Regions from separate parts of the Mus musculus genome. Here region 2 is linked to region 1. The links are chromatin loops, found by intact Hi-C in ENCODE. Cell type or tissue: left cerebral cortex. All regions are shown on one strand. Links, peaks and the distances in the headings refer to the core of each region. The heading gives the core; the rest is flanking DNA. Region 1 has its middle 33 kb from the start of B3gnt2. Region 2 has its middle 66 kb from the start of Gm40816.

Evidence for each region. A loop is a pair of places that touch in the nucleus more often than their neighbours do. Peaks named below come from ENCODE experiments on the same cell type or tissue, not always from the same donor. Only the 100,000 strongest peaks of a DNase experiment are listed, where the experiment ranks them.
Region 2: it touches region 1 in a loop (7-fold over the local background); 1 of 42 quality-filtered maps calls a loop at or near these places.

Annotation. Positions count from the first base shown.
Region 1 is chr11:22,821,821-22,831,390 of GRCm38, forward strand. No RefSeq gene overlaps it. Among named protein-coding and RNA genes, the nearest start is that of B3gnt2, 33 kb to the right of the region's middle. In left cerebral cortex, for the core only: no CTCF peak of the experiment used is centred there; DNase peaks (open chromatin) are centred at 5,099 and 5,887; H3K27ac peaks cover 285 bases.
Region 2 is chr11:22,715,452-22,725,021 of GRCm38, forward strand. No RefSeq gene overlaps it. Among named protein-coding and RNA genes, the nearest start is that of Gm40816, 66 kb to the left of the region's middle. In left cerebral cortex, for the core only: no CTCF peak of the experiment used is centred there; DNase peaks (open chromatin) are centred at 4,413 and 4,804; H3K27ac peaks cover 814 bases.

The DNA of each region.
Region 1 (9,570 bases), core at 3,149-7,148:
GGTTGAGCAGGCCCAGACCTTAAGCCTAACAAAAGTCTGCATATGAGGGAGTATTCTCTCTAGCACATAATAATGGTACTGGAATTCCTGTGCCTGTGTCTGGGTGGAGGCCAGATGTCACCCAATGTCCTAGTCTATCACTCTCTACCTTTTATGTCTCTCACTGGGATTGTAGGCACAATCCACCACACTCCACTTTTTTATGTGGTTGCTGGGAACTCGAGTTCCCTTACTGATGGGGCCATCTCCACAGCCTCGTTTTTCTCTTTCTTATCTGATTTTCAGACACCAACCCAAACCCTAAGCCTACCTCCCCAATAGTTTCTCACTCTTTCTCTGAAGGACACTCCCCACCACAAGCAATCTCTTGTAGACTTCCCTCACAAAGACTGCCTTCTTGGCCTCTAACAAAGGCAAGACTTTCCCCCCACAGCTCTATCTGCCTTCTCTTCACTTTGATCTGTCTGTCTGTCTGCCTGTCTGACCCCCATCCCATTTCAAATGACACTGTCCACAAGTTTCCTTCTACATGTTTTTAAATCTTTTTCTTTATGAGGCCAAGACCCTGCTGAGGAGACCTCATGTGCGGACAGTAGAGAGGCTGATGCTCTCTCCTCCACCTTACACACCAAGCAAGAGTCTCACTTGAACCAAGTCTACAGCAAAAAATGGCTTGCAGCCTTTCTTCTCGGATGTTTAAGCGAGGTTGTTCAGCTTCATGATTCAGCACTGGTAATCTTATGCCTGTTGTTAATACTTCTGCAGATCTGAGGTCATTATCAGGTTCCTCTGAACTAGGAGCTCTGCATCTTTAGGGATTGTCTAGTGTCCGGTGGCTTGTTACAGATGCTTTCCCAAGACCCTACTCTTCCACTGTGCTGTTAATATTTCATTGTGACTTATTCTGAGTTTTACAGCCACGCCAATATTTCCCAGAAAGACAGAAATACCTTAGTGAGAATCTCTACAGATATGGGTCCAGCCGTGATGAAAGTTCCATGTATGGAGTGAAGGGTTTGGGGTTTCCACGTATGAATTGCAGGGGTTGGAAGGCCTGAGTGCTAGGCCAGGAGTGAAGATGAGGGGTGGGGTGGGGTGGGGTGACTGAGGATAAATATCCACTCCTCTATGTAAAGGGGTCAAAACTGCCGACGAATCACCGAGACTATGAAGAGTAACCTAGTCTACTTACTGCTAAACTCATGGAGGATGCCACCCTGGCTTTGAGTTTAACTCTGCCCCATCTAGCAGCCTCTTTATCTGAAATGAAGACCAGCAGACCCTATCAGCATTTCTATCTGACTTCTGAAACTTCTAGAACTCAGCTGCGGGGTCCTAACTCTCTGTGGTCTGTAACCAACAATGTACATACATTGAGATGTATTTACTGTATGATTTATGTTACTATCAGGAGTTAAGATTGGAATGCAGAACCTGTGCGCTCCTTGGTCAGGACAATCAAGACAAGCAGGGAAATCTGGCAAATCGCTGCCAAAGAAGCTAACATACCTTGTGAATTTACTGTTAAATACATTTTGATATTGTGGAGAGACAAGATGTTTGTCTGTCTCTGACAGTCCCAGCAGGCTCCAGAAACAAGTTGTGTTGTACAATAATTTCAACTCCTCATCTGGCAGAAGAAGAAATACCAGATTGTAATCCAATTGTTCATGCTGAGACTCAGGTCTCAAAATGAATCATGAAATATGGGCTAGGCACCAAAGCAAAGCAGAGGCAGCTTGAAGTTAGAATCCAGGAGAACCGTGCGGCCTGAAGAAGCTCTTGAGGTAAGGGACCAGGGTCCACAGCTAACCATCTGGCTACCCTGCACCAGCAGCTCCCTCAAACAAAGCAATGGGGCAGGGTAGACAGAAAGGATACAATAGTGAGATACCATGCAACAGACACATCCCTCCACAGTCTGTCATCTAACTTCAACAACAGCACCATGCTCACCGAGCTCACTCAAGGATCGCCTATTGGTCGCTGATTACTAACAAGGGATGGATGCAGCTGATCTCAGGACGGAACATGACTGCCCCTCCGGGAAGGAGTTTTCGTTCACTTTCTCAGGAAAACTCAAGAACAAATACTAGATTCAAATTAAGTCAGTCTGTGTGACATCTTAGGAAATACCGTAGGAGTTTTAACCACCATCGATTCAACTCTCATACATCTTTTTTCTGTAAACAACACTGTGCTTGTTCATTCTGCAACTACCAACCGAGCTAGCTGGTTATGGGCTGGTCGCTAGCCAGAAACAACTTCTTGGCCCTTATGGAACTTCCTACCACTTTCACATAAAAACCAGGGGAGAACAAGCTAAACTCAAAATCAGCCCATCAAGTTGTTATATGACATTGTGAGAAACACCTTAAGAACCTTGAACTGTTGGAACAGGAAGCCACTATGCCCAGGAAATGACTGTTATCTGTCCCGCACAGCACTCCTGCTTCCATGCAACCATCTAATGAGCAGGCAGGGGCTCACAGTGTCATGGAATCAGAAGGCTACAGTTTTAGTGTCAACGGAGACCTTGGGCCTTTGTCTTGCCACCAGCACTGCAGGTCTGTGTACTGGATCCGCCAAAGAGTTGAGCTCTCTGAAGGGGAGAGGGAGTCCAATCTCACTTCCAACGCTGCAGCTGCTCCAGAGTCTGTGGCAGGCATTGGGATGCTGGAAGCTGAGGGGTGCAGCACAGCTGAAGGCTAGGAGCCAAGGTCAGGGCCACTGAGCAGGAAGTGAGGTCGATAGGCTGGAGCAGCTTTCAACAATGAAAGCTTCAGGAGAGAACTCTTCCCCAGTGTTACAGCTCTATTCGACAGACGAGACACTCTTGGACTGTCTTTGATGAAATAGCTCGTGCACTTTAGTCCTTGTGGATAGATAGGGTCTTATATGCATTTGGGGGTGATTTGGGGTATAAAAGCAGAAGCTTTCTCCTGGCTTGATTTGAGATGTTAGAGATGCCTCATCTGCGTGTGGAGGGGCTTCGGGTGTTGCCCCTGTGTGACTGATTGTCACAGTCCTCTCCATGGAGTGTCGTGGTCCTGTGATCCAGGACAGGACCCTGATCGGGAGTAGATGGAAATGCCTACTGTACTCAGACATGAGAGTACTGGGATTTCCGAATCTGCTCAACTTTGCCAAGTTTTCTGTCTGATGGCATGGTCCACTGCCCCACATAGCACTAGGAAGGTCAGGGGAAGTTCATCCCATTCTGGGAGACATAGTAAAAGCACATTTCTGATGCCCAGTGACCTTCAGAGCAACTGATATAAGAGGAGCAGTAGCCGGGCGTGGTGGCTCACGCCTTTAATCCCAGCACTCGGGAGGCAGAGACAGGCAGATTTCTGAGTTCGAGGCCAGCCTGGTCTACAGAGTGAGTTCCAGGACAGCCAGGGCTATACAGAGAAACCCTGTCTCAAAAAAAAAAAAAAAAAAAAAAAAAAAAAAAGAGGAGCAGTATAATTTATTCAGTGTGATACCCTTATCTCAAGAATTGGAATTGGGGCCCATGGACATTTTATTGATTTAGGGTCAATTAAATGTTATTCTAATACAAATTTACTAAGATATAACTTTCCTGTTTTTTTTTTTTTATTGTTCTGACAAAATACATCACAGAAATAAGGGACAATGTAGTAGGACCCAGAGGGGGAATGCTTTATGGGTAATTCAGTGTCTCTCTCTCTCTCTCTCTCTCTCTCTCTCTCTCTCTGAGGGGGAATGCTTTATGGGTAATTCAGTGTCTCTCTCTCTCTCTCTCTCTCTCTCTCTCTCTCTCTCTCTCCCTCCCTCCCTCCCTCCCTCCCTCTTCCTTCTTTTCTTTCTAAGATTTATTTTTTACTTATACGTATGCATGTGGGCTGCATGAGTTTGTGTACATAAGTGTGTAGATGCCCACAGAGACCAGGAGGTGGCATCAGATCTCCTGGTGCTAGAATTATACATAGTTGTGAGCTGCCATGTGTGTGTGCTAGGAATTGAATAATAAGTACTCTTAACCTCTGAGCCATCTCTTCAACCCCACTAGCTGGTTTTCTACATTTTCCTTGTCATTTTATCTGTGGTCCCAAACTCCAAAATGGTGCCACCATAATCAGCTCTTCCCCCACTGCCCCTCCCCCACCCCATTACCACGGCCCACATGTAATCAATTGTATATCTGCTTTATTAGCCACCAAAGGCCCTTCTCAACCCAATTAATTTGGTAATAGAGCATCTTGAGGCCACCCCGTCAGCGTGACAAGCAAGCACAAGCACTCTACGACATATAACAGCCACCCTGTATTGTTTCACAGGGAAAATGCACCCACTCTTCAGAGTTTAAAGTCCCAGCATTGTCCAAAAGTCCAAAATCGAAGCGTCCTCTGGGACTCAAGGTAAACCCTTAACTGAACTGTAGAAGTCAAAGGTCACTTAGCATGCTTCCAAGATATACAGAGTAAACATTCCTAATACCAGAGCAAAGCAAAGCAAACCAGACGGGGTCAAGAATTGTGGAGAGCTGTGCCGTGAGCAATCGCCATTATAAGATGGCGCTGGCTTCCACTGCGCCTAACTAGTAAACAAGCCTTATGCGCATGTGCATGAGTGAACTCACGCCTAGTCACTGCCCATCTCGCGGAGTAGTAATGGGGTGATGGGCGAGCAACGAATCAGGAGCTGTCACGCCACATCAGGTGCTGAAACGTCACGCTGCGGGCTATATAAGCAGCGCCATTTTCCCGGTTCGGGGTCTTCCCTCCTGAGAAGTAAGCAATAAAAGCTTTGCCGCAGAAGATTCTGGTTGTCCTGAGTGTGTTCTTGCCGGAGGGGACAAAAGCTCGGGATAAAGAATGGTGTCCTGTATCCGATTCCGACTTCAGAGAACATGGGCAAAACCAAGCCTTCCAGCCTCATCATTTGTACCCTCTCTGGGGCTGGCACAGCTTGATCTGTGTGGTTTTTCTTGGCAGGTGTCCCACAATCCTGGCATCTAGAACTTTCTTTACTCTCACAGCTTCCCACCTCGTCCCCTCAGGGGATCCCCACAGGAATTCCAACCTGCTGCATGCTCACAGGCTCTCCTCTGAAATCAGGCAGAACCCTCCATGGCTGTAGAACTCTCCTGCTTGCCTCATACTGCAATCCAATGTCGTGCGGAGGATGAGTCTAAAACCCAGTGAGAAATTGGATCTCCTCATCCAGGAGTCTCCAGACCTGCCCGGCACTCATCTGAAGAAAAAGGAAGGGCATCCCCATGGCTTCCTATTTTTTGCCACTTGTGTTCTTTGATTCAAGACCAGTATATCTGTGCCCTTTCCAGGAACCAGGAGTAGGTCACAAGCTGTCCTCACTGTGGACATCTTGGAGCACCTGCAGCTGGATTCAACCTCAAACTTAGGAAAGCAACTGGACTCTCATGGTCTCAATTATGATCAAAACCATCCACTTCCAGCTAGCTTAAGCCAAAAAAGGGAAAAGGAAGCTCACACGGCAGGAAGCCCAGGACAATACAGATCGAAAGCTCAAAGGCTCTCCCATGCCTTACTTACTGCTCCAGAGATGCACAGCTCTGATTCTCAGCTTCATAAGCTTCCTTAAGGTCCCCAGAAAGATGCCAGTAACTCTATTACCCCCATTTAATCAAGCAAAAAAGTAGCTTTCATGTTGAAGACCGTGGGCAAGTCACACAGGGGCACTTGTCATTCCTCCCAGACCCAACCCCCACCCCCATCCCACATCCTAGGCGCATCTGTCTCCAAGCGAAGGATGTAGGATGGCTACCTGGTGGCCACAGCAGCAGCCACACAATCCTCTCCATGGCAGCTATTTGCAAACATGAGAATCATCCCATCTCTGGGTAAAAATAGAGCCAAACGCTCCAAAGTAGGAAGAGTGTCTGGGAGAAGAAAGCTGCCAAGAACAGCCATCCTGTAAATAAAGTTGTATGCTGGTACAGAAGGGGCCTCCTGAGGAGCAGTCATAATTGCTGTGCTTGCCTGCCCGCTGGCTGAGACAGCAGAGAGGGACTCAGCTCTGAAGGCTACTCTGAGAGCAGGCCAAGGTTGCCTTGCTCTGGAAGGGGCAGCTTCCCACAGGTTTTGGGGCTCTCTCCACCCAACCTGGCCCTCCTCCTAAAGATTACTCTTGCAGCAACTCTGTCCTAGCCAGTTGGGACTTACTCCTGCCTCAAGCACTCAGCTATATGGGTTCTCTCTCTATCCTGTCCAGCAGGGTATTGTCCAGACCTCCAGCAAAAGGGATGTGGTCCAGCACCACACCCTCCCTATGAGGCAAGACACTGCTAGCTTAGACACACAGAGCAGAGGACCACCTGCTACTTGCCTCCTATGCCCCCACATTGAGTTCACCTGTCTTGGTTTGCTTGGTTGTTTTCTGAAGTGGGATCTTGCTATATATAGTCTTGCCTGGCGGTTCTTAACCTGGCAGCAATCTTCCAGCCTTTGCCTCCTGAGTGTTGTGGCATATGACACCATGCCCAGCCTTTCTGACCCCTTAAGGCATTTATCCTTAATATCCACAGATATTGGGAACGGATAGCCAGTGATTATTGGAGTGGGCCCATTTGAGCACAGGACAATGGGCAGCGAGTGTGAAACAGCAGAGCAGCAGATGCCCACAGAGGCCACACTGATGTAGAAGCAAGCTAATCACTGCTGAGCAGTTGTCACATGCCAGGCTCTGGACACTGCATACACTAATGCCTTTGTTTATCTGTACATTTCAAATGTACAAACACCCCTCGTGACGTGTGTCTTAATTACAAAGTTTCTTACTGTCTTAATTACAAAGTTTCTTACTGTGGCGAAACCCAGCGAGTACTATCAGTAATCTCACGAACCTGATGTCACGCACTGGCATGGCTCTGTGGTATTCTTGTACACTACACAACACCCAAGCCACTCTAACACAAGCTCTCACTGAAGAACATGCTATGAATAACCAATACTGACCAAAAACATCAGTCATGAAGACATGGAAAGACAAGACTGAGAAGCAGATGGGAGACCAAGGAGAAAACAAAATTAAATGTCATGTGGGGCCATAAATAAGGTGCCTAAGCAACAACAGACGGACCTGAGGGTTTGCCAGAGGCCAACCAAGTCCCCGGTAAGCAATGCAGCTATAGCAATGTTGATTTCCTGTTGCTGGCTGGTCTGCCTTGATAATTAGCACACAGTTAAAGAAAGCTGGAGAGAAGCACACAGATGTTCTGTACTGTTTTTGTGTCAAAAATAAAAAAAAAAAATTTTAAGGGCAGCTGGAGAGACAGTTTGGCAGTTCAGAGCACTTAGTGCTGTAGCAGAGAAGCTGAGTTCAGTTCCAAGCATCTTCATGTTGGCTCACAACTGCAACTCCAGTTCCAGGGGAGCTGGCACTTCTTCTGACCTACTTGGGCTCCTACAGCATGTGGTGAGCATCCATATGTTCAGGCAAGGGTGTGCGTGTGTGTGTGCGCGCGTGTACGTGTATATGTGTGTGTGTGTGTGTATGTATGTGTGCGTGTATGTACATGTATGTGTGTATGTGTGTGTGTGCGTGTGTGTGTGGGGGGGGTGTGCATGTGTGTGTATGTGTGTGCGTGTATGTGTGCATGCGTGTACAAGTATGTGTGTATGTGTGTGCATGTGTGGGTGCGTGTGCATGTGTGTGTGCATGTGCATGTGCGTGTGTGCACGCGTGTGTGCATGCATGCACGCATAAGTATTTTTTAAAAATATACGGGCTGAATAGATGACTCTGCAGTTAGGAGCACTTGAGGCTTAGGCTGAAAAACTAACTTCAAGGTTAAGAAAATGTGTTGTTCTTGCAGAAGACCTAGATTTAATCTCTGTGGATGCACAGTAGCTTGCAAATGTCTATTAACCCCAGTCCCGTAGGATCTGACACCTTCTTCTGACCTTTGTAGACTGCAAGCATGCACATGGTGTGCAATCATACATGAACCCAAAACACTCACACACATAAGTAATAACATAAATAAACATTACTAATATATTTTAAAGAGCATTTCTTGCAGAGAACCAGTTTGGCTCTTAGCACCTTGTAACTTCAGCTTAAAGGCTGATGCTATCTTCTGGCCTGTGGGAACCTATAGAGACACACGCATACACATAACAAAAAATAAGAGGAAAGTTTACATTTTAAATTACTTTTAAGGTTTTCCAAATGAAGTCACCCAATAAGTCACTTAGGATATTCAGCTCATTGGGCTGGTCTACGGCAATGAAGAGGTGCCCTGGGGTGAAATAAAACATACTTTTACATTTTCTGATACATTACTGAACACATGCCACAGGGAGTGGTTTTTATTGTTTTGTTGAAACAAAGTCTTGCTTGGTAGCTGAGGCTGGCCTCACAGCAAGTGCCAGCACAGTGACCTTGTCGGCTTTCAGTTGCTTTGTCCTCGGGATCACCCCTGTAGCTGAGTTTGTATTTGACTGCAGGGTGGGACCCCACTTACATAAGACCTTCTCCCACTTCTGGAGGTATGACTTGTCTGCCTTCTAGCACGGCATGGCCCTCCCAGCTGGAGAGACAACTGAGAAGCAGTGGGCTCCCAGGGGGCTGCTTTGCATCTTGTTTGTCTTATTCTTGGGTCCAGCAGGTCTCTGTAAGCTTCCTAGCCTTCTAGACAGTGCACTAGCACCCCACCCCCTTCATTCCTTCCATAGTGACTCACTTGAAGCTTTTGCAGTGGGATAAATACAGACATTCCCACCGAGTTTAAGCCCTATAATGTACCTTCCGCTGCCTACTGTTCATTTCTCATTTCCCACAAGACAAAAACAAGACCGTGAGGCTGTTGCTATGCGAGCGGCTCATGTGTGCCCACATTTGATTACGGTCCTTATTTCTGTGTGCCTGGGCTCCTCCATCTCACCAGACAGGAGAACAGATCCTGCCACCAGAGAGTCTGAGTGCAGGCCTTAGCAGCAGCTTGGGATGCAGGACTGACTTGTAGCTTGCCCAGTGCCGGGTCTCTGAGCAGGTAGGAGGTTTCGCACAGCTTCCCCTCTGCCAGCACAGCTCGACGGTTTCAGCGGTTTCAGCTTCCCTTCTCTCTCCATCCAGCAAAGTGCAGACATGTTCATTCCCATCTCAGTCCTGGCCATGTTTTGCAATGCGGAAGAAGGTATTTTGACCCCAGCTGCCTGGAGCCCTTGGATGAGAGAGAGGGAGAGCTACAGAGGGTCACTAAACAAAAGGGAGGCAAGACCTGGGGTTTTCTCTGGGGTCTGAGCCTAGCCACTTCCACCCGTCCCAGCAAGGAGCTGTTGAACGGACTTGAGTGGCTGTGAATGAGCCCAGGAATGAGCTCGTCTTCTCAGGGCCATCCCCAGCTACAGCAGTCTGTGACACAGCTGCACAGAGGAGAAGACAGGGACAGAGCTCTGCTGCTGGTCCTTCCTGGGCAATTCAGTTGGCACCAACAGGGTAACATCCAAGCAGGTGGCCATCTCTGCAAGACAGTCAAAGGTGGGTCAGCTCTGGGGCATCTCTGTAAGACAGTCAGAAGGGGCACAGCTCTTCCACTGTAGAGGACAGAGAATGCTGACC
Region 2 (9,570 bases), core at 2,024-6,023, 110 kb before region 1:
ATTCTCAAAATCATTATTTGGATTCCTGACTGTGTTGCCTACTTCTACGTCAACTTGACACAATCTACAGTTATTTGAGAAAAAAGAGCCTCAACTGAGAAAAGGCTGCTGAGTGGGTGGTGATGCATACTTTTAATCCCAGAATGTGGTGGCAAAGGCAGGTGGATCTCTAGGAGTTCAAGGTCAGCATGATCTACAGAGTGAATTCCAAGAAGGTCATGGCGACGCAGAGGGACACTCTCAGAAAACCAAAAGGAAAAGAGATAAGAGGAGGTATAGTTGGGGAGGCTCAACATGAGGGGCTGAAGATTCTATTGACCTAGCAGGGTTTTGGGTAAGAATAAATGTCTTATTCATACATTTCTGTTAGTTTGTGTCTTTTCTTCCCATGGTTTTGGAGTATAAAAAGGCTTTGAGAAATACACTCATGGCTGGTGTGGTAAAGGAAGGAGATAAAGAGATTTAGGGAGTTATGATTCCAGGGCAAGATCTCACCCAGCTAAGTTTTTTGTTATGCTTACAAAGGCAGGTAGATTCCTGAGTTCAAGGTCAGCCTGAGACAGAGGGAGTTTAGATCCAATCCAGGCATGGTAGGAATTGTAATTTTAGGGCAGGGTCCTACCCAGCTAGCTTGTTGTCTGTGCTTAACAAAGGCAGGAACAACTCTGAATTATTTTGCAATATTAAAAAACAATGTATTTGCTGTCTTCTTCTAAGAATCAAGGGGCTGGGTCATGGGATGCTGATTCATGGGATAATCAGAGGGGAACCTGGGGTGATGACTGAATTGATAAGTAAATAAAAAACTGGGCTTTTGGTCTGCAAGAGATGAGCTATCCAGGGAGTTTTTAGAACAGCAAGAGAAAGCGATCTTGAGCAGAAAGAGAGAGAGAGAGAATCTGGAGCCATGTCTCAAGCAGAACATAGGCTGTCAGCTTGTAACCCATGATTTTGCTTTTAGTCATTTGTTTCACTGTTCCCAGGCACCCCTTCCTTGGAACCCCTCTCCAAGCTAAGGCTGGTCCTTGGAACTACATGACCATACTAGGTGCTGGGGCTGTCATTTAATATGCTCCCAAGTAGGTACCAGAGATCCTGAAGCAGGTTCCTATGACCATGGGACCCCATTCAGTTACCTGAACAAAGCAAAACCAGCACACACTCCATCTAATGCCTGTTATTCTCACAGCTCTGGAATTAGCAAGCTGTGAGTTATTCCTTACACAAAGCCAGGAGAATAGTTTAACATCTACTTTATTCCTGTGCTAAATAACCACACTGCTTCCAACTTCTTCTTTGTATAGATCTCCAGCTTTGGTAAACAGGTCCTCTTCCCATACAGGGCCCAGCATGTGAGTTTCCTATAATGCTCTGGAGCACCAGGAGGGAATGTTTGTGAGTCCTAACATCGAATCCAGTACACTCAAGGTAAAGTATTTAGCAAAGCCGAAGGTAACATGTGGGATTTCTATACTTAAGCATCCTGGGAAAGCAGACTGTAAAGGGGACATTGCCCTGCCTCTATCACCAACTATGTCAGAACAGGAGGCAAGAAGACAGCCACACTTGGCAGGACCTCCTTTACAAGACAAGTGTTACTTGGGCTCAAGCAAATTCTCAACAAAATGTGTTTTAGTTTGTTGTTTTGAGACAGGCTGGCCTTGCCTCTGACTACTGGGATTACAGGTGGGTCAAGCTCTTCTCTGTCAGAAACATTAATTTCTTCCAATAATCATTTTCAACACCCCACACACAAACACCAAATAAACCAGTTTAGAATCCCTTACTCTGCCCTCACTTGCCTCAAGAGATATACCGGTTTGCAAATAATGCTGGGCTTAGTGGTCAGCTGCCCTGCCAGTGACTTTCCACAAGCAAGCCATAACACAATTTGCATGCTAATTTATATGCCTTTCTCCCTTCTAACCTTTGTTAGTTTATCCCTGGAGCATTCAAAGTGAAGGGGAGATTTTTTTTTTTCATCCCCTTTCTGGAATGCTTAGCAAGCTCTCAGTGAAAGAGTGATGACCTGCACCAATTTTTTTGTTTTGTTTTGTTTTTCGAGCCAGGGTTTCTCTGTATAGCCCTGGCTGTCCTGGAACTCACACTGTAGACCAGGCTGGCCTTGAACTCAGAAATCCACCTGCCTCTGCCTCCTGAGTGCTGAGATTAAAGGTGTGCACCACCATACCTGACATATGATTTTTTAATTAAGATTTAAAAGTCATTCTGCTTTATTCAACCAGATTTAAGGTTTGTATTTATTAATTAAATTGTACATTTTGCTGTGTAGTGTCAATAATTTTGAGCAAAACAACTTTATTATGAAAACTCTTAGGTCATTAGTAATGGGTACACTTTAAATTGGAATCAGTTTAGAAGATATGGCAACTAGTCATGACCCCATAGAAGGAACATTATACAGAAGCCAAGTACTTAAATTCTTATGTTTGTTTGTTTACTTATTTGTTTTTATGATTTATTTCCCTAGGGGCTGAGAGATGGCATAGCAGTTAAGAGCTCTTGCAGTCATCATGAGTCCCACCACTCAGGAGGCAGGGGCAGACAGATCTCTGTGAGTTCATCAAGGCCAGCCTGGTCTATAGAGAGTTTCAGGACAGCCAGGACTATACAGAAACCCTGTCTTGAAAAACAAACAAACAAACAACAACAAAAAACCACTTGCTGCTCTTGCAGAGGACCTGGATTCAATTTCCAGAACCAACATGGCAGTGAAAGAAAATTAAATTCAAGGCCCATGACTCATGCGGCTTGCTAGTTAGGAGGGCTTTTTGGCCCAAGGTCAAAAAACAAAGGCTGTTGCTGTTAAGTCATTCCAGGAACTGGCTAGCCATAAAGATAGGAGAGGCATACAAGGACGCCCGGACTATCTCAGCTGTTACCTCGCTCTGCACGTACAATTTGCTGATGTTTAAACTGTTCAATTTTGTGTAACCGCGCCAATTCTTCCCCTGCCCCCAACTTTTTGTATATAAACCCCTAGCTTCTGAGCCTCGTGGTCGACTCCTCTGTCTCCTGCGTGAGATACGTGTCAGCCCGGAGTTCCGTCATTAAACTACCTCGTGTGTTTGCATCAAGACGGTCTCTTGTGATTCCTTGGAGGTGTGCCATCTCGGGACTTGAGTGGGGGTCTCCCCACTAGGGTCTTTCAGCAACTCATAACCATTTATAACTCCAGTTTCAGGGGATTTGACGCCCTCTTCTGGTTTCCATGGGACTAGGCACACACATTGTGCACAGATATACATGCAAGCAACTCATACACATAAAATAAAAATAAATCTCATCTCAGACCAGTACCCACTGAGACCAGAGGGGATGTTGAATTCCCTGGAACTAAAATTACTGATGGCTGCTGAGAGGCAAATCCAGGTCCTCTGGAGAGTAGTCAATGGCCTTAACTGTAGTCATCTCCCCAGCCCCACATTGCACGTAATCTAAGTCTGGAAAGGCTGAAAGTGTGCAAGCTTCTATTGAACAGGTCTTTTTTTAAATTAAGTCTTTAGTTACGGATGAAAACAGAAGATAAGAACATTGCTCCTGTAATAACTGGAGTCGGTTGGATACAATCCTGCACTGTCACATGTTTTCTGAAGCGAGGTCTGACTGCAGCCGTGAAGGATATGAAGGCATGCACTGGCCAGCAGTGGGAGAGGAAGGGGTGTCCATCATCCAGTCTGAGCCCAGGAAAGAGACTCTTCAAGTCTAGCAGGAGGCCAAGGTGGAGTGGGGGCATTCAGGGAAGTCTGTCAGAATGTAAAGCCTTGGGGTTGAGGAGGGGTTGGGTTCGGGAGTCTCACAGTACACCCTGGGCCCTTAAAAGCTAAGAAAATAAGCAACCCAGGGAGATCTAAGTCTGACATTGCCCCATTGTCCTGCCTGGGGCCAGTGATGGGTGCTACACACAGGAGCCTGCAGAGTTTGCTAGCTCATTAACCTGAGGAGGTGCAGACTGATGGCATCCCTTCTGCAAAGGCAGACAACTGCTTCCCTGTTTGCCTTTCCCTCTGCAAAGAGCCCTCTTCACCTACAAGAAGAACTACAGCCTTCAGAGCTGCAGCCTAGCAGCTGCCACGCATCTGTTTGTGCTGCAGGATAAAGGGAGGGACCTACATCAATCTTTCCATGAATGAGGTGAGGAAGGCCCAGGCCAGAAACAGTAGTGATTTCACTGAGGTCAGACAGCACCTCCTGAGCAGAACAAGGATTCATTTCCTGTTCAGGTTGTTTCCCATTGCATGACTCAGCAAACCCAGACTGTGCTCACATCCTATAGGACCGTGTCACCATGGTTTACTCCCGCGTTTGTCCTGGAAAATCAGTGAGCAACCACAGACCAAGGACAGGGTAAGCTTGCCAATGAGAATATAAAAAATGTTACATGAGGTAATTAAAATCTGCCTTTCCCAGCATCCCCTGCTTCCTGAGGCAATCCCACTCACGGCTGTCAAATACAGCTCTACATCAACAGTTGGAAACTCCTGTTTATTTTGAAGTATTGGCTACATTTTATATGGCAAAGAATTATAACCAAAGTGAAAGAGCCTTTAAAAGGCCAAATCAGCTATTGTACTACAAAGTAGATGTCCTGGCTCTTTCTAACAGCAAACACTTAGAAATAACTGTCAATTTAAAAGGGCTGATGGGTGTGATTTGTCATAGGATTTTACAGCTGAAAAAAAAAAGCAAGCGATATAAGAGCTTCTTTTTTATTTTTAAATTGAAGAATTATTCAGAAAGTTGGTGATCTATAAATAAAGAGTACAGTGAACAAGTGAGTGCTCTCTCCCTCCCACTCCCTCTCCCTCCCCCTCTTCCCTGTTCTCTCTCTACCCTCTCCCTCTCGCACTCCCCATCTCCTTCTTCCTCTCCCTCTCCCTTCCCTCTCCCTCCCCCTCTCCTCCTCTCCCTCCTACCCATGCTGATTCCTAGTCACCAAGTTCACCTTGCCATAGGCAACCAGTGTGACCTAGTTTTCCTGTAACATGTTTAAAGCTGTTTTATGCACACATGAGCCATTCACACACAGTCTCTTCTCACCTAAAAACTAACAGGCCCAGAACTCAGGAGGCAGAGGCAGACAGCTCTCCAGGAGTCAGAAGCCATCCTGGTCTACATAGTAAAGTCTAGGCCAGCCAGGGGTACATGATGAGCCCCTGCTGAGAAAGGATAAAACCATTACTCAGTACCTTACTCTTTCACTGAACATACAGTTGCATTTGCGGAGCATCTCTTATGTGTCAGGAACTGTTGATCATTAAGAATTAGCAGAGAGGGCTGGAGAGATGGCTCAGAGGTTAAGAGCACTGACTTCTCTTCCAGAGGCCTTGAGTTCAATTCCCAGCAACCACATGGTGGCTCAAAAACATCTATAATGAGATTTTGTGCCCTCTTCTAGCCTGCAGTCATATATGCAGGCAGAATGCTGTATATATAATAAATAAATCTTGAAGAAGAAAAAAAATTAGCAGAGAACAAAATAGCTGATTTCCCCTCCCCCCTCCTAGAGTCATACATTCTGTGAAAATAAATTTTAAAAGAAACATATGGGGCTGTGTGGTAAATGCCATGGAGGAAGGCAGCCCAAGAACAGAGGGTAGGGAGTACTTGGCTCTTGCTGTTTATCCAGAGTGATAAGGGAGACTATACTCCAGAGTGTATGCCCCAAATATGAAGGCATGTTCATTTGAAGACAAGGAGTTGCAGACAAAGGAGCACTCTGCCTTCCATCTATTGAGCTAAAAGAAGAACATAGATTCATGGAAACAGATATTCTACTCCTCTCTGCCAGCTGGAGGGAAAGACAACTTTGGTTCCTGCTGGGTCAGAGATGGCACCAGCGGAATCCCCATTGACCAGCTTTGCTAACCAGACTCTGTCTGCTTTTGATTTGCTCTTACAAGTCATTTTCTCCTAGAGGCACAAAATCCTTTCTTTGTCTTGTAACTCATCTAGAGGTGTACTGTTCTTGGGGAAGATGCGTACAAGCCAGAGTTGAAAGACCTGCATCTTAGCTGCTCACCCTGTGGGTGTCACCCATGTATATATTAACATGCTAATAAACTCCTAGATTTTGTTTTTCTCCTGATATACTACTGAGTGTTGGGAAACTGCCCCAACTAACATTCTATGAGAATTAAAGAGAACATTATTTTCTTCCCTGATAGTTGTGAGAGAAAGACTTGGCAAGACCTGGAGGGAGCTATGCACAGATGGGAGGGGCATTCCATGTGATATGACCACAGCAACCATCATCATGACCCCAAACCACTGAGGGACTCTCGGGAGGTGTGCATAGACTAAGAATTGCGAGTTACTTTTCTTGCTGTAACTTGACACACAGCTTAAGGAAGGAGAGCTTTATTCTGGCTTACAGTTTGAGGCCTACAGTCCATCATAGTGGGGAGGTATAGCGAGCAGCAGAAGCATGTTAAAGCTGCTAGCTCACACATAATTGGATCAGGCAGCAGATAGACATGAACTTGGGGCTTTCACCACAGACAGACATGAATGCAGGTGTCCAATTGACTTTCCCTTTTTGCCCTTTTTATTTGGCCTAGGACCACCCTCCCAGGATGATGCTGCCCAGACCCTTGGCAGGTCTTCCCCCTCAGTTAACCCTTTCAGGACAAGCCTAAGGCAAACCCAAAGGTGCGCTTCACCAGGCATTTCTTAATCCAATCAAGATGACTGTCACAATTAACCACTACAAGACTACCCCTTGTCAACTTGACACTGAAACACAAGACTTTAGACAATCATCTCATGTTTATCTAATAATACAAAATACAATCAGCACATGTAGCCTTTCTTGGGCAGGCTCTGCTTGGTTTCTGCAGCTTGCCTCAGCAAACATGCTCATTTCTAGTAATATATCGTGATTCACCAAAGCAGATAGACTGTACCAGACACAACTATGACATACTTCATCCACATCAAAACCAAGCAGTTGACATTCATTGTCCTAGGCAGACACTCATCTCTTCTCTGCCTTCATAGACTTGCTATTTTGACATTACATGAATGGTGGCAACCAATGTATAATCTTTTTACTGAGAGACCAAATTTTGGGGGTCCAGACTTCATCTTAGGGAACCTGACTTAAGTTTAAACTCAAGTAAACTAACCTAGCTTCAGTTTCCAGGTTATCCCCCCCCCCAACAAGTCTGTACCTAAGGTCACAAGCCCACCCCTGCCTAAAAACCACTGATTAGGAAAAGAAAGCAGAAGTTACGTTTATGGTTTGGCTCCCAGCACCAGCCAATTATACTAAAGGCCACAGTAGCCTCCCAATTAGATGCTGGCCAGGCTAGAAACACTCAGCCCTTGCTTGCCATTTCCTATAAACATTGTCCTAACCAGTGTTGGGGCTCTTCTCACTGGAACCATCCTGTTAAGCCTGACCTCAAGCTTGTCAATAAGGACCCTGGTGTGATTTCATCAGATTAGCTCCTGATTGGTCTTTCAGGGTTCATGAACACTTCCCTGGTACTACAGTACCTGACTCTTTCATGTAGCATGTTTTAAGGTGTATCCACACTACAGTATGTCGCAATACCTCATTCCTATTTAGTGCTAAGTTGCTTTCTGCTGTGCAATACATTTTTGTTGTTCACACTGACTTTTGATATTTCCTACCATCAATAATAGTTGAGTCTTCATTTTGCTTTTTAAAACATTGTTTTTTTTTAAAGATAACTTTATTACTTTTACTTACTGACTTTGTGTGAAGTAAGGGATGTGAGACATGAGTACCACAGCACATAAGGAGGTGAAGGACAACTTGCAGGACTTGGCTCTTTTCACCATGCACACATCATGGAAACAGAGTTCATTGAGCTCAAGGCCAGCCTGGGAAACAAGAGGCCCAGTCTCAAGTTTAACTTATTGTTAAAGGCAAAAAAAAATTAGTCAGGAACCTAAAAGTCATTCATGTTAACTCTCACTTACACCTGGTCCTTTTGTCGGTGTTTTATCGAGGGTGACCATTGCTCTAAATAAACACCATGACCACAGCAACTCTTATAATCAGGCCTGGCTTGTAATTATGAGTTTTAGTTCATTGTCATCATGGTGGGAAGCATGGCAGCACACAGGAAGACATGGTGCTGGAGAAGAATCCGAGAGTTCTACTTCCAGATCGACGCAGGAAGAGAGAGAGAGAGACACGGGACCTGGCTTGAGCATCTGAAACCTCAAAGTCCCGTCCCCCACCATGACACATTTCCTCCAACAAGGCCACACCTCCTAATAGTGCCACTCCCTATGGGCCTATGGGGAACATCATTTTCACTCAAACAACCACAGACAAACTGCTTTATAGCCACTCTGACTGGAATAAGCTGGTATCTGAAAGTAGTATTAACTTGTATTTCCCCATGACTAGGTATGCTGAACCCTTTTAAAACTTACTTGCGATAGTGTTACAAAAAACTTTTAAATTAGTCATATTAATCAAACAAAATATTTAACTAGATATGGAGACCCCAAAATAAGTTACCAAAAAGACCACAAGATACTACCAAAAACATAGCTATGCTTTAAATTTTAAAAGTACATGAGGGACACTTTTTTCCCTAAATGGGGAAAATGGCTGATGGGACATTTGCCTAAGCTGTCCTCGGACTTTCCAGGAACAACTGTCTCCATGGCTTCTCATTAAGGTCTGTTCAGTGTTTTCTCTAGGACCCATTTCTGTGAGAGGCTTTCTGGTGACCAGAGCAGGAAGGTTCATAGGGAACGTCCACAGAGTCGCTCTTTCTGTGTTTGACAAAGTCTCCAAGTTCAAGGCCTGGTGAGCTCCTTTCCTACACCTCCCTAATGGGCCGTTAGAGCAACTTCCAACCCAAGAGTGAGGCATGCTCTTCTGAGAAAGCTTCCTGTGAAACACTTCATACCGTGAGCAAGTCACCCTGATACCTGTCTGAAGACCCTAGTCACCCTCGGGCACCTAGCATGGGCTAGAGGGACCATCTGCCTCTTAGGACTCCAAGGACCCTCCAGTAAGACGATTGCTACATTCACTAATCCCTTAGCCTCTCTCAAACTGCTCTCCATATCTGCCAGTTCCTATCCTGCTCAGTTTCATTCACAAATAACCAAACAGTTCCAGGAAGAGGTAAGAAATCTTATTTAAGCCAGGCAGTGGTGGTGCATGCCTTTAATCCCAGCACTTGGGAGGCAGAGGCAGGTGGATTTCTGAGTTCAAGGCCAACCTGGTCTACAGAGTGAGCTCCAGGACAGCCAGGGCTACACAGAGAAACCCTGTCTCAAAACAAAACAAAACAAAACGAAAAGAGAGAGAGGGGGGGGGGGAAGGGAGGGAGGGAGGGAGGGAGGGAGGGAGGGAGGGAGGGAGGAAGGAAGGAAGGAAGGAAGGAAGGAAGGAAGGAAGGAAGGAAGGAAGGAAGAAGTCTTATTTAATGGCCAAGAAATAGACAAAGGAGCATGGCCAAAAGATACCTTCTATATGAAGAGTTCTGGGATCTGTCTTCCTGGTAGGGCAGGGCTGGTGGGGCAAGGGGTGGTGTACATGCTGTTATCTTAACT